3 separate regions of the Homo sapiens genome follow, and regions 1 and 3 are each linked to region 2. The links are chromatin contacts, found by Hi-C in ENCODE. All regions are on one chromosome and are shown on one strand. Each heading gives the region's core, a stretch centred on a gene start or an enhancer-like site at or near the end of the contact. The rest is flanking DNA. Distances are from core to core; before and after follow the strand shown. Region 1 holds the start of USP47 (ubiquitin specific peptidase 47). Region 2 holds the start of EIF3F (eukaryotic translation initiation factor 3 subunit F). Region 3 holds the start of TRIM68 (tripartite motif containing 68).

Region 1 (3,286 bases), core at 471-2,970, 3.9 Mb after region 2:
TATCAAAACCTTAAAGACAAGATCTATAACTCCCAAAACTCATACATGAATACTTAAAACTTGAAGATAGAAATTTTCAACTTCTTAAAAATCTTCTAAGCAATTTATTCCAAAGAGCTTTGAACCCATTTGTAAAAATATAAAAATGCAACATCTTCTGGTTGACATCAGGAAAGATGGAACACTACTAGCTGAATTTCAATAAAAACCTTTGCATGGTTGTTGGATGGAATGGATAAAAATGAAACTTTTTTCATATCAGTTTTTTTTTTTAAATCGTTCTAAACATGCATTAGGAAGAGTGGCCAAAGATGTACTTCCTCCTTTAGGATCTACATCTTTGTGAGTTACCTTTTTTTCAGCTTATGACAGCCATTAAAACCAAGTACAAAAATAACCTGACGTTCAATCAGATATTTTAATAACTATTTCACGAAGTATTAAAGATTTTTAAAACTAACGAAACCTAGTCAATCATATTGATTTCCTTAAATATTTTTAGTGAGAATAACAAAGATTTTTATACCATTAATATGGAAAATAACTAAGTTATTTTAAATGTTTATGTCATCTTTGTCTTAGCCTTTTTACATTTTACAAATGTTTTATAATTCTGCACACAGCAGGACACGTATAAAACTTATATAAGTATATGGATTTTTTTTTGGTAACGGGATTACAATAAAAAAAAGTTTGGAGAACACAAGTGCAGGCAGTTAATGCTGTGGGTGTTAGGAACATGACAAGATTATATTATCTCAGCATGCTGTAAGATCACTGTATCCATAAAAGTCTTCATGAAGGAGCCCCGCCGAGTCTCCATAATGGAAGCAGGATTTGGAGAAATGACTTCTGCAAACTTTGTTTAGTATAACACAAAGCACCATGCTTACTACTAGAGAAGATTAAAATTCTCTAAAAACCTTGTTAACGGAGATCACAGGTTGAAGCATACTGCAGCTCTACTCTTGGAAGGCTAGCTCAGTCTCAGACTTGGCCCTGATGGAGAAGGAAGTTCCCTGGAAGAGGGCAGGGGAGCGCCTCTCCAATGTAGTTGCGGGGGGCGGGCGGTGAGGACACCGCTTCATAAGGGAAGGGGTGGCTGCCTCCCCAAGCAGGGGGTGGCCCCTGAGGTCCCTCCAGCTGGGGGCCCTTGAGAGGGAGGGTGGGGAGAGGGGAAAAGAACGTCAGGAGAGTGAACGGGAGCAAATAAAACGCTGTCCATTCTGACTGGAAGGGCCAGAGCCGTGTCTAAGGGCGGGGGCCGGGAGGTGGCCCGCGGTGGTGTCTCTACCAGGACGAGGCCTGGGGTATCTGAAGAGGGGATGACGTCCAGGCGCTTTGCTAAAGGGAAGCCAGAAGGGTATGAGTTGCTAGGGTCAGAGATGGGGCTTTCGGCTCGAGTCTTTCCCTGCAGGGCAGAGAGTCCGAAGAGCCCGAGAAGGCAGGGAGGACAGTGGGCCTGGTCCTTCCCCGGCCGGCAGAGGGAGTCCCGAGATGGAACGTCCAGCTCTCCTCTAACGAAAAGCGTTTGCATGGCTGTCTCGCCAATTCTGTACCTCCCGGGGCTGAGGAAGAGCCGAGGTGACTAGAAGCTAGCGACAAGTGCCGGCCACCTCCGACGCCAGGCGCCGGGCTTGGAGCCCGACGGGCCGAATTCTCGCGAGAGCGGCCGCCGCCATTTTTCCATTGATTGCAGCGGGCTGGGGGAGGGGCCGACGACGAAGGCGGCTGTGGTAGCGGCGGCGGCGGCGGCGGAGCCCTGGGTCGGTGTCTGCGCGCTGGTGTCTGAGGCCCAGGCTGAGGCCTCCGCTATTGCTGGAGCGCAGGCGGCGGAGAGGATGACTGCCGCTGCCATTCTCTCTTGAGCTAGCGAGCCGCCGCCACCCTCCACCCTCCCCCGGCAGGGCGGAGAGGAGCGGCCGGAGTCAGCGATGGTGCCCGGCGAGGAGAACCAACTGGTCCCGAAAGAGGTGAGGGGCCCCAGAGGAGGTTAGGCCTTAGGCCTGCGGCCGCTCGAGGCAACACAGGCCCGGGCCGGGGTTCGGCTGCGGGCCCGGCCGGGGTGCAGGCTCGGCTGTGGGGGAATGAGGAGGCGTGAGGCAGTCGGGGGTGGACGGTGGGTGCGGCGAGCAGTTGGGAGACCCGCTGGCTCTAGGGGCCGGGGAGCGGACCTCCCGCCTCGGGTTTTATGGGGCTGGACGAATAAAGGAGCGGACGGGAAAGAATCAGGTTCTGCTCTAGGGGAGAAGGTGGCCTTTTAAGTTCTTGTTTAACGTGTGGAGCCGGGAGAGATCATTTCAAAGAAAACATTCTGGAACAGTTGCCTATGGGCACGGCAGGGTGACGGTGCTGCTTCTGGGTTTGACAGTGGCAGCGTATAGCTTTCAGCGCTTGTGAAATCTACACCCAAGTGAGATCTGTGGGAGGGCAGACTTAACTGTTACGACTTTTTTCAACTCCTGTTACTTGGTAGTACTATTGGCCTGCCTAAATGGGGCCTACCGAAGATCGTGGAAAAGTAGTACATGGGACATTAATGTAAAGGAAGGAGATAGGAGAACATTACCACATGGAGAGCTGAACTCTTTTTTTTTTTTTTTTTTTTTGAGGTTGGGTTGTGTATGCCAATTTGAGTGACTTCTTAAATTCTTAAAAGCAAGTGATACGAGAAGCCTTGACTACTTGGCTTCTCTTGAATAGTAGTAGAAGATTTAGGGTAGAATCCAGCACTGGCCAGCGAATTTCAACGTATTAATAGTATCTCTGTTGGCTTTATAAATATCTTCGGCGTATTCAAATGTGTATTTTTAACTGGCTGATCATCAGGCTAATGCTTTGGATTTTTATTTCTCATATACCTTAAATAGAGACAAGTGTTGGATTGAAATTAACTGTGTGCGATCTTGAAATTAATGAGTGATCATTACAGATTCTTAAATTTTTTTGTGCCTGTTTTACTTGTTTTGTAGCAATTCTTTGTTACTTAAGCAAGCTCTGACAGTATGCAAGGGTGATATTATTGGAGTTATGTACCTGTATGATACAAGTATTTTCCCAGCTTTGTCAGAAGGGCAGTGATAGTTGTTTTGCAAGGACGATTTTTGTAAAAGGCAGAGAGTTATGTGTCAGTATTTGTTCATCAAGCGTCACCAACTCTGTGCAAAGCAGATAAACAGATGAGTTAATCAGAATTCTTGCCTTGGGAACTTTCTGAGCTACTAAGAAAGGGAACACTAGTGTTTGTTGAACTCCAATTAGGGACTAGGTACTTTACCACGTAAGT
Region 2 (3,380 bases), core at 226-2,725:
ACACCAGATTTCTAGTTTCTGTGCCCACCCCACCCTCAGTCCCACTGACGTTGCTCTACTAGGGTTGCTAAAGACTCCAGGTCATCAAATCCAAGAGTTACTTTTCAATCTTCTTCTGTTTGGCTGTTCACCTTTGTTTTGGTGAAAGAAAGAATGCATGTCTACACAGAGCATTTACAGGGGAGCAGCGTCATGTGAATTCTAATAATGGAAGATTTCTCCAAGGAGAAATCAACTCTTGGGCACAGAATCAGGGATAAGAAGTTCAACCTCACCTATCCACTTGCCAGCTGGACACTAGGACTTGACCTAATTAAGGGAGTTGACAGTTTTTTTGGTGTTTTGTTTTGTCTTTACAAGCAGATGTTATCACCCCATTATACCAAGAAGGAAATTGAGGCTCAGAAAAAACTTGTAGATTGCCCCAAGTTACACAGTGGGTTATGGTCAGAGCTCCCTCCATCACATAGTGATAATAGCTATGACTTAATAACTACTGTATATCAGGCATGTGCTAAGAGCTTTACAAGGCAATACCTCATATAATCCTCTCCTAAAGTACAGACTAGTTTATACACCTTATTACAACTCCACTTGAATGTGTAATGGACATCTCAAAGGTGACACATTCAGAAATGAAATCAGGATCTTTTCCCCAAAACCTGCTCTACCTACAGCTTTTGCTATCTCAATTGATGGTGACTTCATCCTACTAATCGCTCAGTACAAAAAAAAAAAAAAAAAATTGCAGTCCTCCTTGACTCCTCTCTTTCACACCTCATATACAATTTCTCAGGAAACCCTATTGAAACTACCTTCAAAATATATCCATAATCTTCCCACTTCTCAGAACTTCTACTGCTACCAGCCTGGTCCCAGCCACCATCATCTCTCACTTAGATTACCTAGTGGCCTCCCAGCAGGTCTCCCTGCTTTTCCCTCTCTCGCCTCCCTCTCCTCACCTCCCCTCACCCTCCAGTCTCTTCTCAAAGCAGCAGGAGAAATCCAGCTAAGTTCTCCTTCTCGCCCATTGCAGCCTCGAGCTTCTGGGCTCAAACGATCCTTCCGCCTCGGTCTCCCGAAGTGCTGAGATTACAGGCGTGAGCCACCGCGCCTGGCCTTAAAATCCTTTTTAAAGGCACTTTGACATCCATTATCTCATTTAAGTCTAAAACACGAATTTCGACCTCCGCGCTGCTTTCTGGTTCCACCTGGCGGCAGCTGCACAAAGTGTTTCTCTTCGAACGCCGTCCCAAGTTTTACCCGGAACTACTTAGCCCAGGGTTTCCTGAGTGCTCCTCGGGCCAAAAGCAGAGCGCACAAATTCCAGAAGAAATTACCAACGGCGGGACTATTTCAGTGCTCCGAGAAGTATCACCAGTAACCAATCAGCAAAAAGCTCTAGCTCACGTGGTGTATATTCAGCCTATCAAGCTCCTGATATTCATGAATGCTGTCATTTCCGCTTCCGCCTCCTTCTTTCTCGACAAGATGGCCACACCGGCGGTACCAGTAAGTGCTCCTCCGGCCACGCCAACCCCAGTCCCGGCGGCGGCCCCAGCCTCAGTTCCAGCGCCAACGCCAGCACCGGCTGCGGCTCCGGTTCCCGCTGCGGCTCCAGCCTCATCCTCAGACCCTGCGGCAGCAGCGGCTGCAACTGCGGCTCCTGGCCAGACCCCGGCCTCAGCGCAAGCTCCAGCGCAGACCCCAGCGCCCGCTCTGCCTGGTCCTGCTCTTCCAGGGCCCTTCCCCGGCGGCCGCGTGGTCAGGCTGCACCCAGTCATTTTGGCCTCCATTGTGGACAGCTACGAGAGACGCAACGAGGGTGCTGCCCGAGTTATCGGGACCCTGTTGGGTGAGTGGTCAGAGAAAGTTAACATTCTTTTCTTCCTCCCACTTCTCATTTATCTCACTCCCCTAACTCATTAATTCTTTAATTCCTGGTGTCCTACCGTCCTTTCCTCCCATCCCCAATGACCTCTTAATCTATATCTGCATCCTACCTTTTGCTGTGACTTATCTTCTCAAGCACTTGCATCTCTCCTCTCTCTCCTGCCGGATTGCTGTCACTTTAAGCGACATAAAATACACAAGGAGTAGTTGTGTCATTTACTGAATATTTTATGCCAGTGGTTTACATTTATGCCAGTGGTTTACATTTTACATAAACAGCAGTTTATGGCAAGTATGATGGGCTGCATCTACCAAAAATGAGTTCACACGCCGAGTGGGAAGTCAGGAACCCTTGACTCCCTATACCAGTGACCACATATTTCTCCCTTATCCACTGACTAAATGTCATCGTTTTCCAGGTATTGACAAAGTTTTCTAACCAGTTGTCAAAGGAGTGGGGACGTTTGTAAAAAAACATTCCTCCCAACAAGTAAACCGGTTTGGTTGGAACCCGCTTGGGATTTTATAGTGTTCTGCTGTCCTAAACGTCTGAGCCTGATCTGTGTCCCTCAGTGTCCCCTAATATTAGTACCTAATGTGAGAAACCCTGTTCCCCCATTTTGCATTTGGACGCAAACAGTTGTATTATCTGTTTATATTTCTGCCCTTAACCTTCAGGTCGAAAAATGACCCATTCTCTGCCTGTGTTCCAAATTTGGGGAATAGATATTTTATGTTAAAGTAGTTTGTAAAATGGAAAAGCACTAAAGAGGGATTGTTGATAATAAATTCCTTTCTGGAGACTATGCTGGTCCCATGAAATTCGTTTCCATTCCATCTTAGTGCCAGATTTTAAATAGCTTTGTGAATCCACTTTATTTACAAGCATTCTTTCTCTTTCATACTCTTGAACATCTACTAGTTCTTACACCATAGAAGACAGTTGGTATATTGCAAAGCAGACAAGATTTGTAAGCAGACCTCACAAAACATTTGCCATGTGACTTGGGGCAGATTACCTAAAATCTGTTCTGTCAGGAGCTACTTTAGACTTAGTCTTTGTGAGAGCTAAATTAAAAACTTCTGACTATGCTGGCACACATTAGGTACAGCTGTTAGTTGCCATTCACATCAGGCCTGGACCACCCCAATGCATACAGACACACATTTTCTCTCCTTTATCTATCTTTGACGGTATAGCATTTTACAGAAACTTAAATTCATATCTTCTGAACATTGCTTGTCTTTTCTCAGACCAAGCTTTTGCGTTCTCTTTGCCACAAGTGCTTTTCCTGCTGTCCTTCATTTGTTTAAGCTCTACCTACCTTCCACGTTCCCAGCAACAGCATTAAGTGCCGGTCCTCCATCCCATACCCGGACCCTCACTCCATTCTTAACCTTCCACAGCATGATGGTGTTCTGTAACTGTGCCCTGCTCTGAGCTTCTGTAATAAATTATTTTTGCATCACTGACTTGACACTCAGCA
Region 3 (3,703 bases), core at 993-3,492, 3.4 Mb before region 2:
TACATTAATATAATTCAAAGTGTCAAAAGGTAGTATGCCAGAAGCCCATTGCCTACAAGCTCAATTTGTTTTCTTGTGTTGCACACTAAAATGCAAAAACTGTAAAGGAAACAGCAGTTCTTTTCCTGTGCCTTTTAAACCCCTGCCCACTGCTCCAGCACTAATGTACTTATTATTCACCAAGATGTCAAGGTAGTCTTCTGAGCTTTTAGTGATATGCTAGAAGCAGAGATGAAATAACATCCCTTGGAGATTAAAACAAAGATCATTTGATGATCATCACACCCATATTGATGAAATCACTACACCAGCAAGAAATCTGAGATTTTTGCCAGGGCCACATATGGGCATGGAACTTGGTCAATGGCAGGCTCTTGGCTCAGTTGGCAATATTTATTCATTCACTTTGCTAGTTTGTGTTACCAGCTAGAATCTATACAAGGAAGGGACATGTTGATCCTAGTTCCTGTTGTATCCTCAGCACCTAAACAGCACCTGCAATGCAGATATTGCTGAGTAAATATTTGTTGAATGAATTAACCAGCTAGACATAGGAAATAGTTCCTAAACCCAAAATCCTTTTAGCATTTGTGAGGTAAATTGAGAGCATACATTAATAATAAAAGCAAGCACTCTTTGAGCAGTTCTATGATGTGCCAGGCACTGTTCTGAGCACTTTACATGAATTAAGTTGGTTTATTTCACAACCCTAGGCAGAGGCCATTATTGTTCTCATTTTACAGATGTTTGGCTTGGGGCTCTGCCATCTATCTTGGGCAAATTTCTTAACCTCTTTAGCTTTAAGGTATAATACAAATTCAAGAGGAGAGAAAAATCACTGTGGTTTAGCGCAGTCCAGTAGCAGGAAGCAGGAAGCAGAGCAGTAAATCTTGCAGGACTCTGATATGCCATTGGCAGGGCATGCCTTCTCACTAGACTCCCTGCCTCCTGCTTTTCTTCCTCCCACTATCACTACCAAACTGTGGGATCCAGTATCCTAAAACCTCATTTTGGTAAATCACTAACTTACTAAATAATCTATCCTGGCTCCCGGTTAACAAGATCTCTCCTTGAAACAGCACCTGTGCCCAGCTAGGCAAAGGAATAAACTTCCACACACTCCCGCAAACCCCTCGTCCATTCAATCTACCTGACTTGGGTGCCTGCTATTCTCCCAGCTGAAAATGACTTCTACATGATCCTGCCTTTGACGTCATTTGCCATGTATTCGTCTATTGTCTTACTTCCCATACTAGAACTTTTTCATGTGGATAGGGTCATTGTCTGTTTTGTCCATTTCTATTTCCCCAGTGCCAAGAACAGTGCCTCAAATACTTGTTGAATACGTGAAAACTAAATGTAAATGTTGAGTTCCAACCGATAGTAGATTGAAAGTGGAGGATGTGTTAATATCCTTAGCTAAGTCAGTAGAGACATTAAGAGACACCATCTAAAGTCAATAAAACAATAAATGGAAGTTGATACCCATTATTTAAAGCTACAAATGGAAGACCTAAAATAGCGATGGAAAATTGACAAGATTGTGGCAGTAAGAAAGTAAGGCAAAGAAATATCAAAATGATAAATCCAGAAATACAGTGGAACGCATATTATTTTGATTTAGGGTGCTAAAAACATCTAAATGGGGACAAACTAAAAGTGGCAGCCTCTGCAAAGATCTGGGGATGGGTAGTTACTGCTCTTCAAAATAAGACCTGCTTTAATGTTTGACTTTTTATTATACATGAATTACTTTGAGAAAATTCAAATAATTAAACGTTCGGTTGCTTTGACTGTGCCTTCCGTAGGGTACAGCGAGAGTCTGAGAAGGGCATTTGAGAAGGGGGCGGGGCCTGGAAGACTTCCAGTTAGGACCCCAGCGGGAAGGGAGTCGAGGGGCGGGCGGTAACCTCCGGAGTCAGGGAGCAGCTCCTGGCCTGGCCACAGGGCGTTGGGCAGGTCCCCAGGACAGCGGGCGGGTGGGGGTAAAGTGAGCGTGCGGGATCTGACTTCAGAAAAGGCAGAGTTATCTACCCACCTCCCTCCTCGGCCCGGACTGGCGCTTCGCGGCGGAAACTCAAAGTGAAGAAGCCTGGTTCCGCAGCGTCCAATGGCCCAGCGTCAGAAGCTGCCGTTCCCGGCAGCTCAGCACTTAGGGCCAGAGAGCGGCAGAGGCCCAGAACCCAAAGCCCGGCAGCGCAGGCCCAGTAGCCCGCAGCTCCCAGAATACTACACCCGGCTCTAGGCCCCGCTCGCGGGACGGCAGCCAATGAGCGGCCGGCTGGGCCCAGGTTGGCTTCGCCCAGGGGGCGGTGTGTTTGTGGGGGCAGCCAATCACAGGCAGGGACCAGGGTACCCCTAGCCAATTGGTGATGAGACGGGGGTTTCGGCGCTTCTAGGCATGTCAATGTTTTTTCTCTACTTCCTGGGTTTTTCTGGTCCCTTCACCGACTCAGATTCCCTTAAACTGTAGAGGGTTCTAGGAGTTAGTTCTAGGATAGGTCAAAGGATTGAGGCTCCCAAATGATGCCGCTCAGGCACTGCATTAAGAGAGGCTCAGGTGGCTATTCATTTGCCAGTTTGACTTGTTAAACTCAGAAGCCTGAGATTGGCCAAGTCTGGTTCTGTGACCCATCTTAGCAAAGGGTTGGGCGCACATATGGTGTGGACTCTGCTGTTCCTGGCAAGATTCGCGACCTCTCATGGTTCCAGGCTTTAAATACTGGGTTCTTAAACAAAACAAAACAAAACAAAACAAAACCCTCTCTTTTTTCGTTTTTACTTCAGCAACCAGCTTGTCATCACTATTGCCACAATCCACTTTTAGAGTGAAAAACAGACAACAGAGACCGGGAGTTGATGGAGAAATGGAAACCCTGGTCAAAAATTGTCATTAAAAAAGGAAAAAAAAATTAAACAACTGGTATCCCTTCCTCACCCAAACACATAGACACATGCACGCACACACAAAAACTGTTACTTAAGACAGTGATATGGGTTTTTCTTTGTACTCCCAGGGCCTTGTCCTTCTCTTGACACTTAGGTTTTAATAAGCAAGTGAAGGCACCTCCTATCCGCATAGAAAATAACCAGGAAATCTTCCAATTGAAGCTCGGTTCCAAATTATATAATATCTTAATTGTTAGGACAGATACTCCAGAATGCTCATGCCAGTGTCTGAGCCCCGGCCATGGTTAAAATTCTGAAGGGTGAGGCCCAGAAATTTCCTGCAACAAATAGGTCTATGAGAAAAAACAAAAGTATCTTAGGTCTGAGCTGTACCCTCTGTCTCACCCAGTTTTGGAGAAATGGCTGCTCTAATAGAATAATGAATGGATTAATTGAAATAAGCCATTTTAAACATTTATTTAACATCAATTTTCTTGACAATATTTTACTGGGTGCTGGGATTACAACTATGGGACATATAGTCTCTGCCTTTAAGGAGCTGAAGGTCAAGTTGGTTGTACTGCTCTGGAATCTCTGTGAAGTTAAAACAGTTAATGGGGAGATCATTTTCATGTGTAAGGTGCAATTTGTAACTATGACGGACTGTCAAGAACCCTGGCAATCAGGGTAGCTGGGGGTGGGGGCTTGCGTTCATGTGGGGAAGGCTGGAGAGAGGGCTTTTGAAGACAGACCAGTTTACTTCCAAGGCATAGAAGCTTTCCTTTACAGATGTCTTCAGAATGTTTTGTTTGTT

What was found. Hi-C counts contacts between places; a loop is a spot of excess contacts on that map. Pooled maps may share reads with other maps.
Region 1: a map of B cell shows a loop between it and region 2 (28-fold over the local background). The contact joins the promoter of USP47 here to the promoter of EIF3F in region 2. A Hi-C loop is called at or near these places in 3 of 168 maps with a recorded cell type or tissue (B cell, CD8-positive, alpha-beta T cell and naive thymus-derived CD4-positive, alpha-beta T cell) and 7 of 50 pooled maps.
Region 3: a loop to region 2 is called in a map of naive thymus-derived CD4-positive, alpha-beta T cell, with 11 times the contacts of the local background. The contact joins the promoter of TRIM68 here to the promoter of EIF3F in region 2. A Hi-C loop is called at or near these places in 1 of 168 maps with a recorded cell type or tissue (naive thymus-derived CD4-positive, alpha-beta T cell), 1 of 37 single-sample maps with no recorded cell type and 11 of 50 pooled maps.

The regions. Positions count from the first base shown.
Region 1 is chr11:11,840,252-11,843,537 of GRCh38, forward strand. It overlaps USP47 (ubiquitin specific peptidase 47), which reads left to right and starts at 1,721. Exons shown (of 28, transcript NM_001282659.2): 1 at 1,721-1,973. The coding sequence starts at 1,935. It overlaps LOC107984311 (a long non-coding RNA gene), which reads right to left and starts at 1,590. Exons shown (of 4, transcript XR_001748134.3): 1 at 924-1,590. RefSeq lists enhancers at 797-1,662, 1,445-1,614, 1,663-2,526, 1,825-1,964.
Region 2 is chr11:7,985,862-7,989,241 of GRCh38, forward strand. EIF3F (eukaryotic translation initiation factor 3 subunit F) reads left to right here and starts at 1,476. Exons shown (of 8, transcript NM_003754.3): 1 at 1,476-1,855. The coding sequence starts at 1,492. RefSeq lists enhancers at 1,111-1,290, 1,174-1,713, 1,714-2,252, 1,721-1,770.
Region 3 is chr11:4,605,989-4,609,691 of GRCh38, forward strand. TRIM68 (tripartite motif containing 68) reads right to left here and starts at 2,243. Exons shown (of 7, transcript NM_018073.8): 1 at 2,039-2,243. RefSeq lists silencers at 1,808-1,887, 2,198-2,407.